Regions from separate parts of the Homo sapiens genome. Here region 1 is linked to region 2. Evidence: read pairs that join two places in POLR2A ChIA-PET (ENCODE). Cell type or tissue: HepG2. All regions are shown on one strand. Links, peaks and the distances in the headings refer to the core of each region. The heading gives the core; the rest is flanking DNA.

Region 1 (5,475 bases), core at 2,972-5,471, 770 kb after region 2:
AGACCTATCCCGACTATCGTTGCTGGTAGAGCCTGGGCTTGCTGTGCCAAGGGGGCAGAGCAATAAATAAACTCTTCAACCCCAAAGCCTGCCTCCTGTGTCCTTACCCAGCAGGATCTGGAAGTGAAGGGCCAGTCACTCAGGCCTCTATCAAACCCCTTCAACTGAGATGCAATTTTTCTCAAAGTCACCCTTCCCTGGGCCCTTCCAACCCCATCATCTCAGTACATCCCTGAGTGCCCTCCTGACACAGAACAGTAGCCTTATATCCAGCTGCTATCCTCCTCCCCTGAATCCCAGAGCCCAAACGGATGGGTCCACCCTGCAATGCAGGCAGGAGCCATCTACTTTCCACCCCACGAAGACCCTCCAGCTAACATTTCTTCAGTATGCTCCCAAACTTAGATGCCCTCCCACTCATCAGAGGACCCAGAATCCTTCCTTCCACAGTCAAAGACCTATCCCTACACCCAAAGCTCTTGATCTCTGCTTCCAGGAGTCCCCATCACAGCCTCCCAAAAGCCTCTCTGTGCTCAGACACCCTTGCTGCACAAGGTGTGTCCCCCATTCCAAGTCCAACTGGTCAAAACATAATTTTGGAGGGTCTCATGACAAAGAAATTTCAAGTTGCAAAACAAAGCCCTGTTTCTCTGCCCCTCAGGGAGCGAGAAGGGGCCATTCTAAAATCTCTGTGATCTTCAGTATTTTTATTTCTGCATCAAATAGATATGAAACCAGCTGGGTGCAGAGGCTCACACCTGTAATCTCACCACTTTGGGAGGCAGAGGCAGGAGGATCACTTGAGCCCAGGAATTCGATACCAGCTGGGGCAACATAAAGAGACCCCTTCTCTACAAAAAAATTTAAAAATTAGCAGGGTATGGTGGCACACACATGTGGTCCAAGTTACTCAGGAGCCTGAGGCGGGAGGGGATAGCTTGAACCAAGGACATTGAGGCTGCAGTGAGCTATGTTAACGCCACTGCACTCCAGCCTGGGCGACAGAGCGAGACCCTCTCTCAAAAAAATAAAGACCGGACGCGGTGGCCCACACTTGTAATCCCAGCACTTTGGGAGGCCGAGGCAGGTAGATCACCTGAGGTCAGGAGTTTGAGACCAGCCTGACCAACATGGTGAAACTCTGTCTCTACTAAAAATACAAAATTAGCCAGGCGCGGTGGTGCGTGCCTGTAATCCCAGCTACTTGGGAGGCTGAGGCAGGAGAATTGCTTGAACCCGGGAGGCGGAGTTTGCAGTGAGCTGAGATCGTGCCATTGTACTCCAGCCTGGGCAACAAGAACGAAACTCAAAAATAAATAAATATAAAAATAAAATAAAATAAAAAAGAAATGAAACCTCAGAGTCTTGCCCAGCCCCCGGGGAGAGGGGCATGGCGGGGCACACCCACTTTCCCGCAGCTTGGGCATTTCTAACTAAAGGCTGTAACTTAGGAGGAGGGGCTGGACCCTATAAATAACTAGTCTGGGGGTAGCGGTCTGGGAGGCGGGTGACGTTGCAAAACACCGAGCAGAAACCGGTCTTCTCAGTCCCTGACCTCGGACACCGCTGGTTTGGTCCGGTGGGAACCGACAGCTTGGACTCGCGGCGGGTTGGAACTACAGCTCCCTCCGTGGGGCCCTCGATTGGAAGCACCTGCATTGGGAGCTGAGATACTCGCGGAATTCCGCCACCACTTTTCCGTATGGAAAGCTGAGGGCTTGTGAGAGCGTTATACCGATATGGCCTCCACCTGTCCAAACCGGGAAGGAAGGAATTCCAATGGCCAGCTCTGCTCCTTTACCCTGCAGCTCTCTCCCTCTCATCCTCATTCCAAACCTAGCCTAGAGGTGCAAGAACCCCAACCTTCCGCAGCTGCTCCTTTCTGCAGAACTACATGTCCCAGCAGGCCTGGGGCCGAGCCCCGCCCGCTTGCGGGTTAGCAGTGGCCCAGGAGGGGCGGGCCCGCCGGCGGGAGTCGGAGCCGCGGGGCGCAGGACTGAGCAAGCCTGAAATGCCAGGGGCAGAGCACAGAGCGGTGGGAGGAAGGTGGGGCTGAGGGGCGGGGCCACAGATCCGCCTGATAACCTGGGAGGAGGGGTCGAACGTCAAGGGCAGGGCTGGACTCTGAGGCCCGAGACGAGACTGGATGACTGGGGCGTGGCCGAGGAACCCCAGGGCGGGACCCGAGGAGGGGCTGTGCCCTGCCAGACAGAGCCCCGCGCGGCGCGGCGGCAGCTTCACTCTGGTTCAAGCGCAGGGGATCGGCGGGAAGCTCTTTCACCCCCGCTTCTGCCGGGCTGTAACTGCAATGGGTGAGCCCAGCGGGAGGGCTGTGGGGGGCGGGGGGCTGCTGAAGGAGCACGATTCCTGAACTTTCGCTCCCACCGATGAATGGGTGGAGCGAGCCTGAACACCTGGGCCCATCCCACGGCCGCGATTCCCGCGGGGCGACAGGTCCCTTGACCTCGGTCGGCCCCTTCGGACAGTATAGCCTTCAGGGCGGGGTAGGGAGGGCGGCTGTGGAGTATTCCAGGCTATGTAGGCAGTCACTCGATCCCCGCGGATACCGTCGCCTGGCAGGAGAGGGAGATGGGCCGGATCGAGTTGCCTTTGACATTTCCATCCCCCCGGGAACTGTGTCCAACTAACGATTCTACTTGGAATGGCCTCCCCTCAGTTGAGTCGGGCGGGGCCCTCCCCCTCAGACCAGACTAGCTGTGGCAGCCAAGGCTGAGGTTGAGTGTCCGGTGGGGAGAGGCTCAGCAGGGGCAGAGCCCAGACTCCACCTGGCGGAGGCGGCAGATTACAGAGGTCTCTGGCACCACTGTTAACACCGGAACCACAGACTTCCTCCCCCAAAGCCCCGGTACCAGATGCCATTAAAATTGCCCTCTTTGCTGCCCTCGTGGTCTTCGTGGTCCGCGTGGAGCAAGCAGCAGCACCAGCCCTTGGAAAGACAGGCCTCACCATGCCATGTCCATCTGATGGAAGCTGGTCCCACCAGCTCAGCCCCAGGGCTCCTTTCTGCTACTGCATTCAGGCAGCCAGGTCAGATCATTATCTCCCATCTCCTAAAACTTACACTGTGGAGAGCTGGGCTGGGATTTTAGATCCAGGCAGCCTTGATACCTGGCTAACTTCAGACAAGTTCCTTTTTCTGTTTGGGCCACGTTTCCTCACCTGTAAAATGGACACTGCAGCTATGTCTGCTGTTCCACATTGTTGATAGAACTGGATGCTGTGGTGACATTTGGGACACTATCATGGTGCCTGGGGTGGGTGGGTGCCCAGGCCTGTGGGCTTCTGTCTTTCATCAAAGAACTTCAGATCCCAGAAAATTAAGATTCTCAAAACATAACTGTCGGAAAGGGCTTTTGAATCCACCTTGGTGGCCTCTTCCTGCCTCCAGGGCTCATGAGATAGGCTGACTTCATATGAAAGTTTTGAGGATGAGGAAGTCTCTCTCCTCTTCAGATACTGACCCTCTCTCTCCTTATTTCCTTGGTGCCCAGAATAGGGCTTTGGTTATCTTGAATGAATGAATATAAACTCACAGGTGTGATCTGAGCCACCTAAAGCCTTCTTTGGGTTCTGCTCAGCTTGAGGGCATCACCTAAAGGCCACTGGCTGCATTTTCCAGGAGGTGTTTTCTAAGCTGTATCTATATAGGAATGGGGAGGAAAGCTAAGTCATTGTAGACTGAGAGAAAGGGAATAAGAGTCTGTTCCAGACCAGCTAGGGCTGACAAGCTTAGGCAGCTGGGGGCAGAGGGCACTGAGAATGAGGCCCTGAGCTAGCACCGTGTGGGAAGTGCCTATGGGAGGAGCTGTGTATTGACATTTAGGATCAAATTCTGCTCCACACCTTGCATTCTTGCATGGGGGAGGTGAAAAACCTGAGTATTTCCGGCATCTCCTTGGAAGTCCCTGGGGACTTAGAGACAGACACTGGCATCTGGGAGGAGGCTAATTACTGTTTGCTAGTCTCCTTCTCTTCTTCCCCCGAGCTGGAGCAGTTGGGCAACCAACTGGCTGGCTGTGTGTATGCCCGTGTGTGCACCTGGGTGGTGCTATTTCTTTGTTGGACTCTGCTCTGAAGCCTGGGACAGGAACGGTCAGTGGCCTTGAGTGGCAGAGTAGGACACACCTCTTCCCCTGAGCCTGTGTTTCCCTGTAGTCATATCTGTATTTTTTTTTTTTTTTTGAGATAGGGTCTCACTTTGTCACCTAGGCTGGAGTGCAGTGGCACAATCTTGGCTCACTGCAGCCTTGACCTCCTGGGCTCAAGCGACCCTCCCACCTCAGCCCCCCAAGTAGCTGGGACTACAGGTGCACACCACCATGCCTGGCTAATTTTTTTTTTTTTTTGTATTTTTGGTAGAGACAGGGTTTCAACATGTTGCCCAGGCTGGTCTCAAACTCCTGAGCTCAAGAGATCTGCCCTCCTTGGCCTCCCAAAGTGCTAGGATTACAGGCATGAGCACCGTGCATGGCCTCATATCTGGATATTTAGCATATAGTGTGTCAGAGTTTATGTGTGTTAGTGGTAGTGGTGGGTGTCTGATCCCTGGAGAGCAGGTAGGTGGAGGAGGTGCGCTGGGCCAAGCTAGGTGGGTGAAATCTCCTGAAGCAGGTGGCCTAAAGGATTTAGGTTGGGGAAGGAACGAGCTTGGTAATCACAAGATAGGCTTGGCTGGAAATGGAATCAGAATGGTAGCTGAGAACACATCATGCCTGGAGCCTCCAGTGCAAAGCAAACACTTTTAAATTTCATCATGGAAGCAATGAGCAGCTCTCGAAGCTAGGGATAGATATGGTTTGATAAGTGCTTTAGAAAGATCACTATGGTTGCCGTGATCAGAAGGCACTGGTGAGAAAGAAGTTAGAGTCAGAGAGGCCTGTTGGGGGAAGCGTTTGGTAATACAGGGGAGAAGTGACAGTGCCCAAACTATGACAGAAACAGGACAGTGGGTGAAACAGAGCGAGGAAGTAGCTGGCCCACAGATGTGGTGCCAGGAGCAAAGCAGGAAGGCAGGCATGGAAATGGATTTGGTGATGGATGATGGCTGAGAGCAGGGTGAGTTTGAGGGCAAAGAGAAGCAGATGTGAGAAACAACTGGCCCCCCATGCCAGGCTCCTGCCCCAGGCCCTAATGTCTGAACCCAACTCTACCTCCCTCCAAACCAGGCCCTGGGACTAAGTCTGGCTTTGGGTGTCTTCTTCAATCTCCAGACTTCATCAGGCTTTTGACTCAGGATAAAAACACATCCCTGAGCTGTTCTCCCTTCCTCCCTCCTCTCCCCCTCTGGGGACAGGGAAGCTAGCCTACCGCCCTGTTAAAAGTCTCAAGGGGGACTGGGCGAGGTGGCTCACGCCTGTAATGCCAGCACTTCTGGAGGCTGAGGCAGGTGGATCACTTGAGGTCATGAGTTCGAAGCCAGCCTGACCAACATGGTGAAACCCTGTCTCTACCAAA
Region 2 (10,497 bases), core at 4,620-7,119:
GCACTGACACTTCAGATTTTACACTAAATCAGAGTTCTGAGTTTAGAAAATAATCCAAAACTAAAGTTGGTAGAAAAATTATTTGTATATAGCTTTAAAAGGGTAGAAGATTTTTTGGAGAGTTATAATTACATTACAAGTATACTTTTTTTGGAAAGCTTACAGATTTTTAAAAAAGTAATGTAATTAACTCTCAAATTACTTCATGTAAATAATGTTGTAATTAACTCAAATTACTTCATGCTAAATAAATTAATTAATTTCATTTTTTTTTTCTTTTAAGACAGAACCCCACTCTGTCGCCCAGGCTGGAGTGCAGTGGTGCTTTCTCGGCTCACTGCAACCTCCGTCTCCAGTGTTCAAGTGATTCTCCTGCCTCAGCCTCCTGAGTAGCTGGGATTACAGGCACACACCACCACACCCAGCTAAGTTTTATATTTTTAGTAGAGCTGGGGTTTTGCCATGTTGGCCAGGCGGGTCTCAAACTCGTGACCTCAGGTGATCCACCCAGCTTGGCCTCCCAAAATGCTGGGATTATAGGTGTTAGCCACTGGGCCCAGCCCATGCTGTTTCTCTATTCCTATTATATTCATCTGTGAAAGCGTATGACCAATTGTTGCTGCATCAAAGATATGAGAGGTTTTTTTTTTAGGTGAGTATTTATGACCTCTTCTATGAAAGAGTAATGACATTAAAATGTAAGATGCATGATGAAAATCTTAAGAGGTTCTTTGTGGTTCACTTACAGTATTGAGTGATGCATGAGGTAGGTATTCAGAGTAATATTCTGCATTATATTGAGACAAATATTTTTAGTTTTAGTTAAAATTAAAATAAGATATTATTTTACTAATTGTACTTTTATGAAACAAAATGCAATACATGTTAAAAATTTTATATTATGTGTGAAAATTTCTTAATTCAACATTTTTAACATGTTAAATATTGTGCATTCAATCAAGTCACATTATTCCACTTAATTTAACCTAGTCCACCTTACTTAAGGGTGTAGGTAAAAGATGGTAACAGTACACTATTTGGTAAAATAATGGACTAACGTCTCTAGTAATCTTTTTTGCCAGTGGCTTTAAACTGCAAATAAGTTAAGGAATATTGTTTCTGTAGGTAAAATTTTTATTTTTTTCCCATTTAAATTTACTTTTGTTAATGTTTTTTTGAGGGCACATAATATTTATGTTATATATGGCATATTCTGATAGAGAGGCATACAATATATAATTTATACTAATAATCACATTAGGATAAATGATGTATCCATCACCTCTAGAATTTATTTTTTGTATAATGAACAATTCAGTTCTACAGTTTTAGATAATTTCAAATGTATAATTAAATTGTTATTGACTACAGGTTTATTTTTATAATAATAAAAATTATATTCAAGTATAAACAAAATTTACACATTTTTGAGTCCTGAATAAATACTTTTAAAAATAAATAAATAAATAAATAATAAAGAGCATGTCAGTGCTTCAAGAAAACCATGTGCTTTTATTCCAGTGTTCAATTTATGGAGAAACCAAATAATACCCCTTTGAATTTAGTCAATGTGTTCACATACAAGATTCCTTTTACAAGATTAATTTTTATAAACCTTCTATAACTTGTTTGAACTTTTAGCTTTATCTTATCTAACTTAAACAATTCTTTAACCCTTTAAACTAGGCAAAAATTTACGTTCGCATGCCTTCTTATATTTTTTTACTAAAGACACATGTTACTTTGCTTATGCCTTGCATGAAAATCTATTTTCAGTAGTCTCCATTACATATTATAATGGTAGACAAATATAAAATCTAGAAAAAATGTATGCTGACAATTTTGAAGGACTTCTCTAATTTATGAGCTCTCTTTTACTTATATGCTTATAAGTGTACATACAAATAAACACACCTAGACCTGTATTTACACACACAAACTAAGATCCAATAGCTTAGTTTGGATCCATGGAACCCTAGCCATGAGATAGCAATACAAGCTCACAAGTTTTACTTTGTTTGCCCTCGTAGATAATCCAATGAAGGCTGTGAACCAAAATTTCGGGTAAAGCAGTTTCCATGGTAATTTGATGTAAAGGCCAAACCTCCCCAGACTCCAAAGAATACTTGGACCAAAGAGCACCAAAGGAGAACATCACACATTAACCAGGCCCCCTGCTTAGAACAACAGCACAAAAGCCTGTATACATGTAATGCCATCCCACTTTCCCATTCAACAGTAACCTTCAGATTCCATACAATACTGGGGGCCAAGCAGTATTGCAACTGTGAGAGAAAAGTCTAAGGAGGGTTCAGTACTAGACCTCAGAATCTTTGCCAAGGGCATCCTCTTTGGAGAGGGCGATGTCTGGAGGATCCCGTGGGGCGTCCCCCTTTGGGATCCAATCTTGGAGTGTCAGATATCTCTGACCTTAGGTGGGCACCGGTGCCACTTTATGTTTTCCCCCCAAAGGCAATGGCCTAACTATGAGCCTTACAAGGCCACACTTTCCCATGCTTTCCATTCCACTAGAGTGATAGCCATGAACTAAAAGGCATTACAGCTTTACTATTCTTTCAAAATATTTGATCTAAGTGCTATTTTTCTTTCATTTTTTTATTTTTTGAAACAGAGTCTCACTCTGTCACCCAGGGTGGAGTGCAGTGGCACAGTCTCGGCTCACTGCAACCTCTGCCTCCTGGATTCAAGTGATTCTTGTGTCTCAGCCTCCCAAGTAGCTGGGGCTACAGGCACAAGCCACCACACCTAGCTAATTTTTTGTATCTTTAGTAGAGACGGGGTTTCACCATGTTGGCCAGGCTGGTCTCAAACTCCTGACCTCAGGTGATTCACTCACCTCAGCCTCCCAAAGTGTTGGGATTATAGGCATGAGCCACTGTACCAAGCCTAAGCACTATTTTTCTTTTTTCTTTTTCTTTTCTTTTTTTTTTTTTTTGAGATGGAGTCTCACTTTGTCACCCAAGCTGGAGTGCAGTGGCATGATCTTGGCTCACTGCAACCTCTGCCTCCTGGGTTCAAGTGATTCTCATGCCTCAGCCTCCCGTGTAGCTGGGACTACAGGTGCGAGCCACCATACCCGGCTAATTTTTTGTATTTTTAGTAGAGACAGGGTTTCACCACATTGGCCAGGCTGGTCTCAAACTCCTGACCTCAAGTGATCTGCCCGCCTCAGCCTCCCAAAGTGCTGGGATTACAGGCATGAACCATCGTGCCCAACAGTGCTATTTTTCTTTAAGCCAATCAGTTAGAGCTCTTTTATGTAAACATCACACATGACATATATATATCTACACAAACGGAGATCCAGTAGTTGTAAGATTTTTCATGTGCCAATCTGTTTTGTTTTGTTTTGTTTTGTTTTTTTGAGATGGAGTCTCGCTCTGTCACCCAGGTCGGAGTGCAGTGGCATGATCTCAGCTCACTGCAAGCTCCGCCTCCCAGGTTCACGCCATTCTTCTGCATCAGCCTCCCTAGTAGCTGGGACTACAGGCACCCACCACCATGCCCGGCTAATTTTTTTGTATTTTTAGTAGAGACGGGGTTTCACCATGTTAGCCAGGATGGTCTTGATCTCCTGACCTCATGATCCACCCACCACGGCCTCCAAAAGTGCTGGGATTACAGGCGTAAGCCACCGCGGCCGGCCTCATGTGCCAATCTCTTAATTGCATTGCTGGCCCTGGGGTGGAGCCCTTCAAGAACCAGGGCCAGGAAAACATAGTTTCTGTGGTCTAATAAGTAGGCATAGCTGGAAGATTAAAAAAAAAAATTGAGAGGGATCCATCCACCTCTAATCTCTGAGGCTCTATCAGGAAAACAGAGGTTTTTCCCAAAAACAGGTCAGTGGCACCTCCTCCATTTTCCCAAGGAGTCCTAGGCCATCTGAGGTTAAGTTGGGGCCCCTCATGTTGCACATAAAGAGTGGCAAGACACAAATGGAGAATTCAGTTGACTGAGAAGAAAAAACCTTTTCCCAAAAACAAGATCCACGAAGGGAAAAGACATAAAGGCCTTTTACATATACCTATAGCTTGGATATCCATGGACATCTACTTTTAATTAAGCTGACTTTTAATTAAGCTGACTTAACTAACACTCCTTTCTTAAGAAGTCCTAAGTCTCTTATTACCCAACTTCAGCCATGCCACAAAGGCCAACACTTCTGGCTTTTGAACTCATGGAGGGGTAGAGAATATAGTGATTTTTATCATTCCTGCAACCAGTTTGCCCACAGAGAAGCCAGAAGTCCAACTGGTAAGAATTTTTACCCTTTTGCTGGCATTCAGACTTCTGGGTTCCCTTCCCCCAAGCCATGGAGCCCTACTGACTCTAAAGTCCTGTTCAGTGATTTAGGATGTGCCCACGGAGTGCAGGCTGAAAATGATTGGTTGGTTACCCATCTGGAAAGAGGGGAAAAAGGCATCCTTTGTTCCTCTCTCTTCCCAGTGAATACCCGGGGTACGTGACACAGAGCAGAAAAGGCATTCCTCTTTCTTTTTTCAAGCTTATATACCTGAGTCCTGGCAACCTGTTCAAGTCCCAACCATGGGTGCAAGTGTGACCTTCATCCATGAAGTGGGAGGCATAGCCAACAGGAATATTCACACTCACCTGAGCAGAGCCTAAGCCTTCCACTGTCAGTAACCTTTGAGTTCCCTGGACCTTATCTATGCCATGGATGCGAGCATGACCTCCATCCATGAAACGGGAGGACCTAATTAGCGGGAATTAGTCATACTCACCTGCACTGTGCCCCTCAACTCCCACTGTCATCTACCTCAGGTCTAGTATTCCATTCCAGGGTTTCAAACTGAAGCTTGGGACAAAAAGGTGCCAAAAAAGGAGGGTGGATGAATCCTTTAAATTAGTCCCAGATGGTCCTCACCAAATTGCAGCTAGCAACTGCCAGGAGCTGCTCCTCTGTTGCCTGCCTATCAACAGCAGGTGAAGCTGTGGGGCCAGGTCCTCCTGAAACAAGGGAGATAAAGGGAGTCCCAGGAATTGGGGACCTAGCCTAAGAAGGCGACAATTAAGAGGCTGGGCTTTTCCTGAGATGACCCTCACAGTCATGCTAACAGAGGAGGGGGTCTATATTGGAGAAGGGGCCTAGATTGGAGAAGAGACCTGAATGGCCCACTCAAGTCCAGGAGGAAGCCCATCCTCCTTCTCTCGATCCCCTAAATCACCCGAGGCTCCAGGATGGCAATAGCAGTCTGAATCACCAAAGTCAGGGAAAGGAACCCTGGGACCCATCAGCCCTACTGTACCATTTGGGAGACCGGCCCTGGACCTGGCAGCCCATGTCTCAGGGACAGCTAGCCCTCCAATGGTTTGCATTTACAGCAGCCAACAGGTACAGCTTAGGAATTCTGAGGTTTGTGCAAGGTGGCTATTAGAGCCTTTGCCTTTTTCTTGTGTCTCCTTGCTCTCGGGCTTCCTGATCTCTGTTGTAAAAGACCAAGGTGGCCACTTTCAGGAGGTCCTCTAAAGTATTACCCGGTCTTATGGACTTTTCTGCAGTTTCCTCCTGATATCAGGGGCTGACTAAGTAATAAACTCATCCCCTAGGACCAGCTGTCACCCTATTGAATCAAGAGATAGGTGTGTTTTACCAAGACCCCTCTTAGCCTTTCTAGGGAGGCAGTGGGACTCCCACCCAATTCTTGATCTACCATGGATAGTCCACTGCAATTGAAAGGCCTAGGCCCATTCCCAGGCAAGCCCACAAGTATGCACGCCTGAAAGAGTTTCTTCCTCCATTCTCCCATTTCATCATTGGGGTCCCATTTAGGGTCCTCCAATGTTAGTGCTATTCTTCCAACTAGATAAGGCTCCTCCCCTTCCCTGGCCCTATGCAAGATGTAAAGCTCATTCCCAAAATTTTTTGCCACTTGCCAAGAATGGCCTGCTTTGCAGCATTGGTCAGGGTTTGATTGAAAAGTAACATGGTGATCCTTCCAGGAGAGCTCAAATACTTGGGTTAAGCTCTGGAAGGCCTATATATAACCTTAAGGGCCATCTGAAAACCTGCCAAGATCCCCCTTAATTTGCAATAAGCCCTGAAGAGAAAGGGGGACTTGGATCTTAATGGGGCCATATTCACCAGGCATCTGTTGTAGGGGCAGTTGAGACTGGGACCTGCCTAAAACCAAGATTCCTAGGCTGGGATAAGCTTGAGAGAAGGAGTGGAGGGGATTGATTCCCCTGCTGGTGGTAACTTTGGGGTTTTCTTCCCCAGTTCTCTGGGATTACCCCTTGAAGTCTCTCCTAAGATGGCCACTAGGAGGGCTGAATCAATGCTACAATGTTGGTAATGGTCTGCAAAGGAAAGAAGGCCTGCACATAAGGGACCTTGGACCATTTGCCCTCATGTTTACAGAAAAGCTTCCTTCCTAAGGCAATGGTTCTTTTCTGTGCCTCAAGGTGCTAAGTTGGCAACCAAGTAAATTACAAGAACATTTTCACCACAAATTTACTTACAGATACGAAGGCACACTTTGCTTCATCTGTGCTACTCTAAACCTTCCACTTTATACTTTTGATGACTAAGCAAAATGCTCATTCTGCCCAGTAATATTTCTGGTTTGCAACATTTTTAACATTTAACATTGTGTATAAGAGAGGAAACCCCAAAGAAAGAAAGAATGATAGGAAAGACTGGAGGTCCTACTGCCAACACCCTAATGGGTGGTCAGGGACTGGAGTCAGTCCAGGGGCATTTGGATAACACCGAGGTGTAGCCTCAGCCAGATACCCTCAGTTACCCCACGGCCTCCTTCTGGTCCCACGCAACAGCTAGACCTCTGTGAAGGGAAACTATGTTGGAATGAAAGCCAACATTCCCACAACCGAGGGTGAATGGGGATTGACACTGTCCTCCCCAGCAAGCCTGTCCTCCACCAGCCACACTAGTCACTTTTAACTGGCTAGCAGAGGCCCGGTATTTTTCTTTCATTTTGACTATTGTGGAGTTTAGAGACTCCGAAAAAAAGAACAGAAAGATTTGCTTTTTTTCACCCTTCTGCAGACCCCAGACAGCCCCCAAAATTTTACAGAATCTCTAGGGTGTCAATTCTTCTGGCTGGAAACCTCTTTGGCTGTGGTGTCTTTGCCTGAGTTCTTGTCCTGCATACAGAAAGAATGAGGTACACAGATAAGTGAAGGGTGAAGAAGAAGAGTTTTATTTAGTGTTGGAACAGCTCAGAGGAGTGAGTAGCTCCTCTCTATAGGCAGGTCGTCCTGACGAGTGTTCAGCTCTCAGCAGAGGTGAGGCCCTGGAACAGGTGGCTCCTCTTTGCAGGCAAGTCATTTGGATGTCTCTCAGTCTCTGAAGTTCTCAGCAGAGACAGTAGCTCCTCACTGCAGCAGGTCCTCCCATCCTATTGTCTCTCTGCCCTCTTTGTCCTCTGGCAGTCCTCTGCCCTGCTCTGTCTGAGCCCAGGGCTTTTATGGATCTCAGAGAGGAGGAAATGCCTGCCAATTGGTCCACAGGTGACCATGAGCAGCCACGGGTGGCCCAGAAATGGCACCACGTGCCTCCACTCTGGTCTGTGGGACTGGCGGCACGGCCCCGTTTTCGGGTCCTCCCTGGTCTGAAGGTAGGGCCTTACTGGGGACCCATCCCCTTCCACTCAGGAATCAATCTGCTTCCCACTGCCATTCATGGCCCCAGGGCTCGACCCCAACCCCCACTCCAAGATGGGAGCAGGAGCCAGGAGGGGAGAGAGGCCAGGAAATGGGAGCAGAAACCCCTGAACCCACAAGGATGGGGGTCCTTCCTGGGGCCCCCGAGGATGCAGACTACAGAGACACCCAGGTCCTCTGCCTGGGAGGGCAGCAACACCCACACCAGGAGCTCCTGCCCTGCCAACCTGGAAGGGGCGGGGCTCCCACTAGTCGCCAGCTCATGCCTGCTTCCTGGAACAGGAGGCCCAGGTCTGCAGCCCCGGGTGCAATGGCTACAGCTGCACCAGGTAGGGCAGATCCTGCCTGTTCCCGCCTCCCGCAAGAGCACAGGGAGGCTCGGATCCACAGCTGCAGTTTGGGTGGCTGTAGCCCCGCCCAGAAGGGCATGGCTCCTGCCTGCTCCATAGAACAGGAGGCCTGGCTCTGCAGCTGTGGTTTGGGCAGCTACAGCAGATCAGGGAGATCCCATCCCAACTCAGAAGGGGCAGGGTGGCTGGGCGCAGTGGCTCACGCCTGTAATCCCAGCACTTTGGGAGGCCGAGGCAGATGGATCACGAGGTCAGGAGATCGAGACCATCCTGGCTAACACAGTGAAACCCCGTCTCTACTAAAAATACAAAAAATTAGCTAGGCGTGGTGGCATGCACCTGTAGTCCCAGCTACTCAGGAGGATGAGGCGGGAAAATCGCTTGAGCCCGGGAGGCGGAGGTTGCAGTGAGCTCAGATCGGGCCACTGCACTCCAGCCTTGGCGACAAAGGGAAACTCTGTCTCAAAAAAAAAAAAAAAAAAAAAAAAAGAAGAGGCAGGGCTCCCACTGTGGCTCCACAGTGTGCAGCCCCAGCCGCTGCACTTCCCTGCTGCAGCCAGCATGATGGCACCAGCCATTGCCATCACCTGCTACCAAGGATGGTGAGGCAGGAGGATGCTTGAGCCCAGGAAGTTGAGAATACAGTGAACTGTGATCATGCCACTGCACTCCAGCCTGGGTGACAGAGCAAGACCCTGTCTCAAAAAAAAAAAAAAAAAATGCTGCTCTGTCTATGGAGTAGCCATTCTTTAATTCCTTTACTTTCTTAATAAACTTGCTTTCACTTTGCACTGCATACTTGCCCTGAACTCTTTCTTGCGAGAGATCCAAGAACCCTTTCTTGCTCTCTTGGGGTCTGGATCAGAACCCCTTTCCTGTAACATATTTCTGGTGACCACAGAGGGGACTATAGTGCAGAAACCCTGACCCAACGGCTACCTTTGGGTAAGTGTTGGCGTCCTGTGACAGCTTTCTCGTGAACCACAAAAGGGACAATATTGAGGAGACCCCTGATCCAAAGGAAATAGACTGCAACACTGATTGGACGACTTTGGGTAAGTGGTGGGGTACCAGGGTAAAGAATAGGTTTGAGTTAGAGGCTCAACTTAGAGGAATTAGGGTCTCTTCTAGGACAGAGTGAGTTAGAGGATCCTCTTAATAAAAGGCAAGGATGCTTGACCAACCTCGGGTTAGAAGCCCGACTTAGGAGAGTTAGAGTCCCTTCTAAGATTTAAGGGGTTAGAGGCCCCTCTCGGTAAAGTCCCTCTCAGCACTATGGGATGTTAACTGCTATTCTCTTTGGATTAATCTGCCTTGCACTTTTTGCTGATGGCTGTAGGTGACAGAGTTAGGCATGTACAGGATTGTGGGACATGTGGAGCTTTTTCCTCTCCTTCACAACAGCAGCCACAGCCACCTGAACTTTTCAGTGTTGCTGCAGTGGGTGGGTCTTTCTCTGGCCTCCCTGAGCATTTCACCTTACCCACACCCTGCCACCGACAAAGCCTTTCTCTCTCTCCTTTCCCTTTCTTATCTTTTCTGTTACTCAGGGCAACCATCTTGCCCAGAGACCACGTGTTGAAACTCCAAGTCGGGAATTGGATTAAAGATGATGGGGCCCATCTAGGGGGAACCTTAAGCCTTGCCAGTTTGATATTGGGTGCTAAGCAGAGTGGCCAATGTCTATGTTTTATCACTCGTGTTTTGCTCTAGCCAGATTGGAAAAAAAAAGAAAATTTCCTTTGTGATGCAGCTTGGCCCCAGGGCAATGGTGTCGCAAGCTAAATCACTAAGGCCGCTCAGGGAAAGGGAATCCAGAAGCCTGGCGTGCCGGCAAAAGGGTAAGAATTTCTTAACAGTCAGATTTCTGGCTTTTCTCTCTGTGCAGACTGTTGAATGAATGGTTAAAAAAAAAATGGGGGGTGGGTGCGGTGGCTCACACCTGTAATCCCAGCAATTTGGGAGGCCGAGGTGGATGGATCACAAGGTCAGGAGATCGAGACCTTCCTCCCTAACACAATGAAACCCCGTCTCTACTGAAAATACAAACAATTAGCTGGGCACCGTGGCACGTGCCTGTAATCCCAGCTACTCAGGAGCCTGAGGCAGGAGAATCACTTGAACCTGGGAGGCAGAGGTTGCAGTGAGCCAAGATCGTGCCATTGCACTCCAGCCTGGGCAACTAAGCAAGACTCCATCTCAGAAAAAAAAAAAAAAAAGAATCAGTGTTTATCTCCTCTGTAAAGTTTTGATTAATGGAAAAAAGAATTCTAAGGCTAGTCTTAAGCTGGTGTATTTTGTGCTATAAATTTGTTTTTCTGTGTCAAGGGGTACTTTAGGATAAAACACAGGCTTAAAATACCTGTAAGCAAGCCCACTTTTCAAGATGAGCCAGCAAGCTGGTCAGTAACACTCTTAGCTGCAGTTTTGAAACAAACAAAAAAACTGGATGAAGTCTTTACCGTTTTATGTCCTTGGGAGC

Evidence for each region. Peaks named below come from ENCODE experiments on the same cell type or tissue, not always from the same donor. Only the 100,000 strongest peaks of a DNase experiment are listed, where the experiment ranks them.
Region 1: POLR2A ChIA-PET joins it to region 2 with 6 read pairs; 1 of 35 experiments calls an interaction of 5 or more read pairs at or near these places.

The regions. Positions count from the first base shown.
Region 1 is chr9:34,373,630-34,379,104 of GRCh38, reverse strand. It overlaps MYORG (myogenesis regulating glycosidase), which reads left to right and starts at 2,207. Exons shown (of 2, transcript NM_020702.5): 1 at 2,207-2,312. It overlaps SPMIP6 (sperm microtubule inner protein 6), which reads left to right. Exons shown (of 7, transcript NM_032596.4): 7 at 1-86. RefSeq lists a silencer at 1,843-2,232 and enhancers at 2,278-2,858, 2,859-3,440. In HepG2, for the core only: CTCF peaks have their summits at 3,508 and 4,071; a DNase peak (open chromatin) is centred at 4,084; H3K4me3 peaks cover 1,114 bases.
Region 2 is chr9:35,136,362-35,146,858 of GRCh38, reverse strand. It overlaps the pseudogene LOC730110. Among named protein-coding and RNA genes, the nearest start is that of UNC13B, 20 kb to the left of the region's middle. In HepG2, for the core only: no CTCF peak of the experiment used is centred there; no DNase peak of the experiment used is centred there; H3K4me3 peaks cover 287 bases.